Linked DNA regions of Homo sapiens: region 1 is linked to region 2. Evidence: chromatin loops called from intact Hi-C (ENCODE). Cell type or tissue: ascending aorta. All regions are shown on one strand. Links, peaks and the distances in the headings refer to the core of each region. The heading gives the core; the rest is flanking DNA.

Region 1 (5,375 bases), core at 308-5,307, 380 kb after region 2:
GCGGCGATGAGGCCATGAATTTTGGAATTTAGCCCTCAGGATACGTTTATGCTTTTGCATCCTCTCTTGGGTAGTATATTTCCTGTATACTTATTTACATCTTAATGTGAATATTATATTAACCCCCTTTCTAAATAATTCACAGGAATTGCTAATACATTGCCATGAATCATTTATTTTTATTAAAAAAACAAACAGGCCAGGCACGGTGGTTCACACCTGTAATCCCAGCACTTTGGGAGGCTGAGGCAGGGGAATCATGAGGTCAGGAGATCGAGACCATCCTGGCTAACACGGTGAAACCCCATCTCTACTAAAAATACAAAAAATTAGCCAGGTGTGGTGGCAGGCACCTGTAGTCCCAGCTACTTGGGAGGCTGAGGCAGAAGAATGGCAGGAAGCCAGGAGGCAGAGCTTGCAGTGAGCCGATATCACACCACTGCACTCCAGCCTGGGCAACAGAGCGAGACTCCATCTCAAACAAACAAACAAACAAACAAAAAAACAAAAAACAAACAGCAAAATAAGTATCGGTCTATAAGGAAAAGTATGATATGCAAACCATGAAGATGAATCAGCTGATGAGTACCTAGGGTTTTTGCACCTTATGCAAATATTAGAAAAATGAGTCACATCCAATTCTTTCCCATTTTAGATTATTTGCCACAAGACAATGTCAGTTGCATTGCTCCTCCCTCAGGGAACCTTAAGAGGAACTCATATCTTTTAATAAAGAAAGCTTCAATAAAAGGTCAATTGCTTTTTTGTTATCTATGAGCATTTTGCTTTATCAACAAAAATAAAGCTTCCTTTACTGAGGCAGCAAATAAAGCCTTTGTTCATACCTGCACAGGGCACTCACAGGCAAAGCACGGCAGGAAGATCAGAGCCCAGAGAGAGGACAAGAAGAGACAATACTGAGAAGCTATGAGTAACATTGTTATTGTGCTTGGGCACTAAATTTTTAGTACTCAACTTCCTAGTAGCCAAAGCAAAAAGGAAAATTGGATAAGTTCTGTGGATGTCACTGCCTGCTAGAAGGAAGGCTATTCCTTCCACAGAAGAAATAATTCCAGACCTTCATTTATTTGTCCTTTCAAGAAATATTCACTGTACACTCAAAATGAGCTATGTAGAGAGTTAGGCTTGGAAGAGATTTGTAAACAAGACAAACACCTGCGTAGATGTGGTAGCTTGTCTTGAGGATGACCAACATTATTCTTCCTCTCTGTGCAAGCACATGTCCCTCGTCTGTTGAGAGATAAAGTCTGTTTCTCCAACCAGAAACTGGGCTGGTCTGGGAGTATGTTGACCAATAGAATGAATATAGCATAAGTCACACTAGGCCAGTTCTGAGCCTACCTTTTTAAGAAAAGTGAAAATTCCTGCTTTCTTCCTTTTGGAAGCCAGCTACCATGTAAGGAGTGCAACTACCCAGAGACACACTCCCACGGCATGTGGAGAAGTGCTGGAGAACAAGATGCCACATGGTGAGGTACTAGCATCAGCTCCATCCAACTACCAGCTGAATCCAGCCAAGGGAGTGACCGTGGTAAATGTTGCGGGGAAGAGCAGCAAACCACACAGCTGAGCCCTTCCTTAATCATAAGCAGAACAACGTTTTTTGTTTTGTTTTGTTTTGTTGTAAGCAGTATATTTTGGGACTAGTTCATTACATAAGCTCAAAACCAAAAACTTACAGTTTCAGAGAAGACCAGCAGACAAACAAGTAGTAACAGAAAGTATGATACATGTTAGGCTTGCTTCCTCTGCTCTGTATTTCAGGGAGCTGTAATCTTACAAATATTTCCAGTTCACCTGACCAGCTGGCTCCTGATTAGGTTACGTCAATTGCAGGCACTGTCAATTTCGCCTTTGGGATCATTGATGGGAGGTTGGAAGGTAGGAGGAAGAGACAATTTTTTTCCTTCTCTTTTCTAGAGTAGTGATTGACTCCAGGTTCTGGTAACTTTGGCATTTCCAGCAGAATTTGCCAGAGCTGCCTATGAGATTCAGCATTTCCAGAAGCTGAGATGGTGTGTAGTGAGTGGCCTGCTCTCACGGTGGCCATCACAAGCAGCTGATTGACTGCAACATCAGCAGCCTGGGTAGTTCCAGTAGTATTATCTGCAGACTCTAACAATGTCAGTGGTGAGATGCTCCCCAGTGCTGCTAGTGCCACTTCCTCCCTCTTTGCTCTTTGGTCACTTCCTCTACTAGAAATACCTAAAGTGTATTCTGGCCTGGCACAGTGGCTCACACCTGTAATCCCAGCACTTTGGGAGGCTGAGGCAGGTAAATCACTTGAGTCCAGGAGTTCGAGACCAGTCTGGCCAACGTGGTGAAACACTGTCTCTACTGAAAATACAAAAATTAGCCAGGTGTGGTGGCAAGTGCCTGTAGTCCCAGCTACTCGGGAGGCTGATACAGGAGAATCGCTTGAACCCAGGAGGCGGAGTTTGCAGTGAGCCAAGATCGCACCACTGCACTCTAGCCTGGGTGACAGAGCGACACTCTGTCCCCTCAAAAAGATAAATAAATAAAGTGAATTCTGCTTTTCTAGTGAGACATCCATGGATACAGCTTTTGCAAGCAACACTGTACTCAGGGAACAGACCCCAAATGATGAAAAAGTTAAGATTGTTTATCTTTCCTTGGGCATAAATACAGTAATGACCTCATTACCTGGGGAAAATGAGATACTGGTATTTCACATATGTAGTGGCAAAATATTAATTAATTAATTAATTAATTTTTGAGATGGAGTCTCACTCTGTTGCCCAGGCTGGAGTGCCCTGGCGTGATCTTGGCTCACTGCAACCTCCACCTCCCAGATTCAAGTGATTCTCCTGCCTCAGCCTACCGAGTAGCTGGAATTACAGGCGCCCACCACCATGCCTGGCTAATTTTTGTATTTTTAGTAGAGATGGGGTTTCACCGTGTTGGCCAGGCTGGTCTCGAACTGTTGACCTCAGGTGATCCCCCCACTTCAGCCTCCCAAAGTGCTGGGATGATAGGTGTGAGCCACTGCATCTGGCCAAATATTTATTTAAATTATAATTTGGCATTACGTAGGATAAAGGGTCTCTGAAAGTTAAGGTACTGGAACCAAGAGACTGCTACAATAAACCATTGTGATGGGGGGCTGGCTATTTCTGACTGCACTCGAGGGTTTACAAAAATTCTTAAATTCTCAGTTCAATATATGATCAGAGAATAAGAGATCTTGTGATGGCTCTCAGATGATCCTCAGACAATCCATTGTCCTTTGTTAGCCACAAGAAATAAGAGATGTAGTTGAAAATCAGGCCCATAATCTGATTCTGCAAGTCACAGAATTCAATATAAGTTAGATTCATAGCCTGTCCATATCGCTGAAGTGAAAGTCAGGGCTCTAATTTCGAAAGAATGGGGCCTCCAAGAAATGGAATGGGGATATTTCGGTTGGCTCAGATGAATCTGAGAATCATGAAGCCCCAAATTTCCTTGAGCTTTTTGCCAGTAGAAGCGGCCTCCCCTTCCTCTGTCTGAGAAAGATTGTCTTCTCTTGCTTGAAGCCTTGATCAGTGCTCTTCAGACCTTGGTGTGCATAAGAATCACCTGAGGATCTTGTCAAAATCAACATTTTGGCTCACTAGGCCTTGAGAGTGGCCTGAGATTCTGCACTTCTAGCAAGCTCCTAGGCGACACCATGGCTGCTGATTCACAGACCACACTTGGCACACCAAGGGACTCAATAAGTGCCTCCCCATAGCAGTTGAAAAGAATGCCAGTTCTCTACCAGATCTATCCTCACCATCTGTCAATATTTCCAGACCTGAAATTAGGAGGTCAAGTATAAAGTGTAACCAAGCATGAGATAGCATTGAAAGAGTTGTAACAACGTGCCAATTTATATTAGAAGGAAGTTAAAGAAGATGTAAGGAAATGGGTCCTAAGATTGCTAGACCAAGGAGAAAGAAGATAACATTGAATTAGGCCAAATTTATCAAAGTAGATTCCACATGTTAGTTTGAGAGTCAGGGAGTAGTTCTACCTCCCAGCTTCCGTCGTTAGTTGACTGAAACGTGGACTTAACAGTGACCACTTTCATTGGGGTTTGTAATGTTGTACACCCATGGTGCGAGGTGGACTAACACTTTTAAAGGCTTAGGCACACAGTTACATTGGAGTGAGATTTATCAAGTGTGACCCACAAACCTGCCCATTCACTGCATTTCCCAGATGGGACCAGACTTTCTTCATTAAAGTGTTGAGAAATGCATTGGTGAGGAGAGCACCAGATGCTTGAAAACTCTTTTGTAGCAATCTTCCATGAGCCAGGTTGGTGAGAAAATCCACAGTGCTTCCTGGTTCAATGGGAATCACGGAATCTCAGAGTGGCAGGGTCTAAGTATTAGATACAGCAAAACCACCAGGAAAAAATGGGCTCAGTTACGGAAGTATTGATGGGGCAGCAGGGATCTTTGGCAGTGATGTCCTAAGAATGAAATAAATGGGTGGTCTACCGAATGATTGTTTGATATATGCAATTTTATTTGATTGATTTCTAATTTTTTAAGAGACAGGATCTTGCTCTGTCACCCAGGCTGGAGTGCAGTGGCCCGATTATAGCTCACTACAGCCCTGAACCCCTGGCTTCAAGGAATCCTCCCACCTCAGCTTCCCAAAGTGCTGGGATTATAGATCTGAGCCAGTATGCTCGAGTGGTCTATGCAGTTTTAAAACTCTAAGTCTGGTGGCCAGAAACATGACTCGATTTACTGGAATGGAGATGTTTTGTGTCATCCAGTACCAAGAACTGAGTCAGCTCACAGTCCAAAGTTCCACTGGAGGAAGGGGAGACTTGGTCTACTTGAAGAATGGCCCCTCTACACTGCAACAGGAATATGTTGTAAAGATCCCCCTTCCCCATTCTCCAGAGGACCTGTGGTCATTTGTTCTATTAATTTACACTGATTTTGATGTGGCACTGCTTCAATCCCTTGCTGCAGGTAGGAAGCTCAGAATTTTTATTGTTATTTATTCCTCCTTCTCTTCCAATACTTTTGTGTGGTTCCTTGGAGCTTAGTAAGTAAATGATGTTTTGGCCTCAACCTATCTCAGCATGGTTCCTGTGGGTTGCAGACCAACCTGATTCCATTATGTACAATTCAGATATACATACTTGGCAACTGACATTATTGTAGTGCTCCCGGAATCTTGGAGTGAGGACTACTATGGTGAGAAAAGACAAATGGTGTTCCCAGAACTTCCCCCTTCTTATCAAAATGGTAAAGCCAAAGTGATCCTGCTTCCCAGAGGGAATCAGAGAGATTTGTGCCACCAACAAAGACTTGAAAGATGCAGAGATTTTCCTATCATCTACCCAATTA
Region 2 (5,375 bases), core at 258-5,257:
TTCAGTAGAGCCCAGAGGAAGTCGGGGACAGCCCACAGGGTGACAGGACAAGAGGTCAGTAGGGCCAATTGGTCACACAGAATAGCCTGATTGGTCTTTACCTGCATACCCTCCTGGCCGGAGATTCCCACACCCACATCTGCCACCTGGATCATGCTGACATCATTGGCTCCATCACCTAGAAACAGCACAGGCAAGAAGAATTGTTTGATTCTAGAAACAGCACAGAATCAAATCAATGTGCTAGATTTTCTTGGGAGTCCCCGCTGAACTCAGTCCTGTGAAAGCGTCCTGGGGAAGATGGGGGAAAAAGGAGTAGAGCATCCACCCTGGGAGAATAGAGTTAAGCATTCAGAATAAGCTAGCGACACCAGGAGATGTTTCGGAAAGCGGGCTGGAGCTGAGCCACCTGGTACATGGCGCCTGCTCTGCAGTGCCGCTCTTACACCAGTAAAACCCTCATCCTGCTGTCTGGCACAAGGAAAGATGCTATCATCATCTTCATCATCATTAGTTACTGAGCCACTCCAGCCAAGCAGCCAAGGCTACTCCCAGCCACACTTCCCGGGCAGTTTCTAAACTAAGGGAAGGAGGTTAAATTCAGCCCAGCACGTTGTGGAGCTCTTTTTTTTGCATATGGATTGCCACAGTATTAGCCATTGTGCTCACTTTGGGGCCCTCTAGGGGTGCAATAAAGGAGAACTTCTCTTCATTCTGTCAATTTGTTGATAGAAAATGTTTAGGAACACAGAGCATGGTCAGATATCTGGACACCTTCGGGGAAAGGACAGCAGAGTCATAAAGTTGTTATCACTCCGTGACGGTCACCATTCTTGGAACTGGGCAGCAGAAGAGCCCAAATCAGGGCATACATCCCAAGTTGCACAAATGAGAAAAGGTGCAGATACACAAAGTTAGAATGACTTGTAGTGTGACTACAGGATGTCTCTTCCCTGTGATTTTCCTGTTCTTTATAATGTTGAGACCAATATTAACTGATCAGTTAATATATATCAAATTGGAATTCTCTGAAGCAATAAAAATCTGTACAGCTTTCCCCAGAATGTCCCATTTAAAATGAGATACGGTAAAACATGAGATATGGTATGCAACGATGCTCTCTACATTATAAACCACTGGGCACTAGGAGTAGGTCACATTGATGCTTTAACGCATTCTTTCTTTCTTTCTTTTTCTTTTGAGACAGGGTCTCACTCTGTCACCCAGGCTAGGTGGGAGTGCAGTGGCATGATCATGGCTCACTGCAGCCTCAACCTCCTGGGCTCAAGTGATCCTCCCACTTCAGCCTCCTGAGTAGGTAGGACTACAGGTACATGCCACCACACCCAGCCAGGTTTTGCATTTTTAGTACAGATGGGGTTTCGCCCACCATGTTGCCCCAGCAGTTTTTTTTTTCTTTTTTTGAGACAGGGTCTCTCACTCTATTGCCTAGGCTGGAGTGTAGTGGTGTGATCACGGTTCACTGCAGCCTTGACCTCCTGGGCTCAGGTGAGCCTCCCACCTCAGCCTCTCAAGTAGCTGAGACTGCAGGTGTGTGCCACCACACACAGCTAATTTTTTTTATTTTTTGTAGAGATGGGGACTCACTATGTTGCCCAGGCTGGTCTCAAACTCCCGGGCTCAAGTGATCTTCCTGCCTTGGCCTCCCAAACTGTTGAGATGACTGGTGTGAACCACGTGCCCAGCCATGTGCTGATGTTCTTATGGGTCATTACTTTCCCGTTTTCTTTTGAGATTCCATTCTGTGTTTCCTTTTCTTTTTAATCTGCCAAGGATTTCCTTCCACTTCTTCAGGAATACCAGACACCAGTGGCTACGCGGCTGAGGCAGGCACTGGCCAGGCCAGGGAAACATCATTCACGTCTTACTGTGTACTGTGGCCTTTCAGGGCTGACGTTGTCCTCGTGCTCCCAGGGAAGGACGCTGACGCTCAGAGGAGGAGGCTGGGACAGGGGTGGTGCAGGTCAGCCTGAAGACCGTTTCCAGCTCCTCAGGGAAACCTGAGGGCCACCCCAGGCACATGAAGGCAAAGATGGCCTCAGGACAGGCCATGGCTGTTAGGTTCCCCGGGCCTCCTGAACACGTGCCCTGTGCCCACTCTCCTTAGCGGTTACTGGCCTCAGGGTGTGTAGGGCAGGGTCCCCATGACGACCGTGTTCAGGCCAGTGCTCGCTCTCCTCACTGCCACTGTAACCCAGGCTCAACAGCGGTCTCCTCTGGCCAGGTGAGGTGCCCACTGTGAACAGGCAGCAATCTCCATGTCAACAAGCAGGGGCTGTCACAGACCTTTTGCAGAAAATACTGCCAACACTGGCTGATTGATTGGCGAGGGTACTTGATTTCTGATCCAGTTCTCACCTAGGAGTAGATTCTATTTACAGGGAGGCCCAATTGTTGGCATGTGGGGGTCACGGCCACTGCTTCCTTCCTGGCCCTCACCAGGAGGTGGTGCTGCTGAGCCCCTGAACCTGTGCTAGAGACTCTGCCTGCACTAGAAGTGGGCAGAGAGGATGTCCTGGAAGGAGGCGAGTGGCCACCATCCCCTCCCTGGAGAGGAGCAGACAGGGCTCTCCAGGCCAACAGTGTCTGCCAGGAAAAACCACCATGAGAAACACAGTCCTTAAATAACTGGTGTAAAACTGAGCAGTGATGCGTATCTGATGATGGACTTATTTACTCAGAAGCCTGTCCCAGAACCATCAGCACAGCTGACAGGAGGCAGTGGGAATTCTGGTCACCAAGCCTCTGGGCCCTTAGGGCGTTACAAAGCCTTGGACACCCGGAGGCTCATGGTGACCAGAAGCAGCTGCAAAGGACCTTCTAAGTTGGCCTGGGCTAAGGCTGAGTGTGTAGTGCCCTCTGCTGTGGCCAGGACAGACTGGGACAGGCAGGTCTCTTGTGTGCTGTCTCCTGAGAAACAGGGTAAGCTCCATCTTGTTGCCGTAAAGCAGCACCGGATTACTGACCTTGCAGCATGAACCTGTAACTCTGCTACTCTCTTTTGTGGCTTTCCAATGTAAACTTTACCTTCGGAACATGTTGCCTGCTCTATCACACTGGGTGTGATTTTACACACAGAAAGAAAGGTGAGGAAGTGTTTTCCCATCTCGTGGTGTAGCATGGAAGGGTAGAGGAAGTTTGGGTCCAGCTGGGAGGAGGCCGTCTGGCCAGCTGGGATACTTGCCTATGGCCAGGGTCATGGCCTTGAGCTTGCTCCGCACCAGCTTCACCACCATGCTCTTCTGCAGAGGCGTCGACCGACAGCAGAGGACGGAGCGGCACTGCTTGGCAAGGAAGAGGAATTTGTCCTCCAGGTTTTTCTCGAGAGCGTAGGCCAGGCTTCTCCCATCGATCACGAGGCTGGGTCTGCGGCCAGAGGCAGTGGACGTGGAGGGTGGGCAGAGAGAGGAGAACCTCATGCTCACTTTGCCCTTGGTCTTCTCAGGGGCTCTCTGGAGGCCTCTGGACTGCACGTAGCATAGGCACTGGTCTAGCAGGGCTGCACACGCCTCCTGAAAGGGACATGAGAGGACAGCGCAGTTCCCTCAGAGTCATGCCACAAACATCCCCGCCCTGGCTCAACACCTCTGGAGCTGACATCCTTCCGGGCTCCAGGCTGCAGTACCCGCCTGCCCAGAGGCCACCCTCCAGAAACTGTGAAGTTCAGCCGGAGAGGATGACTTTCCCCAGAGAAGAGACTGAATTGGTGGCCAGGCACCGTGGGTGGCTCACTCCTGTAATCCCAGCACTTTGGGAGGCCGAGGCGGGTGGATCACGAGGTCAGGAGATCAAGACCATCCTGGCTAACACGGTGAAACCCCGTCTCTACTAAAAATACAAAAAAATTAGCCAGGCGTGGTGGTGGGTGCCTGTAGTCCCAGCTACTCGGGAGGCTGAGGCAGGAGAATGGCATGAACCTGGGAGGCGGAGCTTGCAGTGAGCCAAGATCATGCCACTGCACTCCAGCCTAGGCGACAGAGCGAGACTCTGTCTCAAAAAAAAGAGACTGAACTGGTCTAGGTTTCTCTAAGATCTTACTTGATCACCCATGATACAGTGCAGAGGTTGGAATGGACCATCTTCACTTTGGGAGGCCATACTGTATTATTGTGAAATTGCTGGATAGTTAGACTGAAGGCCCTCCATGTACTTCTTGATAGTTCTCAGAGGCCCTTACCTAACCCCCCAAGGACTAACTGCAGGACACAAAGCTCTGCAAAAGGCTTTGTTATGATTAGCCCCTAAAGAAATGCAATTTTCAGTATCCTCCCTAAGTTCTCCAATTCTGCCAGGAAAAGAAAAAAAAAAAAGCACAATTACGGAGGCTTTTAATAGGCAAAACTTGATCTGGATTCCAGAGAAAGGAGGAAAACCTACGGTGGTAGCAGCACTAGGGATCAGGGGCAGGAGCTGGAGGCACAGGAGGGACCACCGTCTCCAGGAACAAACACGCTCCGGGGAGCCTGGGCAGCTCCTGATCCTCCGCAGACCGTGAGTCTGCTGGGTCAGTGACCAGTGCCCTGCAACACACCACGGAAATCCAGCTGTGTTCAACACACGCTTACTGAGGATCCTTTGTATTCAGAAAATGAAGCCAGACTAGAGAAAAGAAGACTGAAAAGACACAGTTACTGCCGTAGGGGGAACAGACAGCTGATGCACACACACTCATGGCTGCAGCAAATCACCAACCAGGATGTGCGAAAGTGTGGAGATGGATAGGAGAGGGAGAGCTTTGCTTCCAGGGCATGGGGTGGGATATGGCAGTAACTGGGGAAGGCCTTGAGGAGAATGCAGGATGCCATCACAGGAACTCCATGAGCTCCCTGGACTCCCACAGCAGTGGAGACTCCTCCTTCATCCCGTTGCTCCCACTGACTTCAGGCGGCACTTGGGCAGGACGCATAGGCTCATTACTGCAGAGCTCTGAGAGGGAGTAGCAGCCGATGGACCGGGAGAGGAGACAAGTGTGCTAAGGACACTGAATGGGTGGTGGGTATGTCACTGTCACTCTGGTAGCCCCTGGCTTAGCCCAAGGCACCAGGGAACCTGGACGTGGGCTCCAAGGCAATGACAGAGAGAGCTCCAGGAGATACCTTCTAGCTCTGGCTTGAGGAGTGAAAAGGGGGTTCCCAGTGCTCTGAGAAGATGAGGAAGTCTCCAATTTTATTTATTCTTTTTCGTCTATTATTTTGAACTCAGTCCCAGGCAATTCTGCTACCGTGGCTATGCAGGAATGGCAGTGGCAGAAATGTCTGCTGCCGCAGACTCCAAGGGAGCTAGACCCTCCTTTCCAACAGAGCCTGTGGTGCTCTGTCTTCTATTCTGCCCCCACTTGGCGCTGGATGCAGGAG

The links. Peaks named below come from ENCODE experiments on the same cell type or tissue, not always from the same donor. Only the 100,000 strongest peaks of a DNase experiment are listed, where the experiment ranks them.
Region 1: a loop joins it to region 2, with 3 times the contacts of the local background. A loop is called at or near these places in 2 of 110 quality-filtered maps.

The regions. Positions count from the first base shown.
Region 1 is chr15:26,074,389-26,079,763 of GRCh38, forward strand. No RefSeq gene overlaps it. Among named protein-coding and RNA genes, the nearest start is that of TRE-TTC2-2, 5.2 kb to the right of the region's middle. In ascending aorta, for the core only: no CTCF peak of the experiment used is centred there; no DNase peak of the experiment used is centred there.
Region 2 is chr15:25,691,614-25,696,988 of GRCh38, forward strand. ATP10A (ATPase phospholipid transporting 10A (putative)) reads right to left here. Exons shown (of 21, transcript NM_024490.4): 14 at 3,206-3,533; 15 at 102-178. Among named protein-coding and RNA genes, the nearest start is that of LINC02250, 120 kb to the left of the region's middle. RefSeq lists enhancers at 3,567-4,067, 5,054-5,375. In ascending aorta, for the core only: CTCF peaks have their summits at 669 and 2,461 (motif pointing right); a DNase peak (open chromatin) is centred at 2,478; H3K27ac peaks cover 2,701 bases.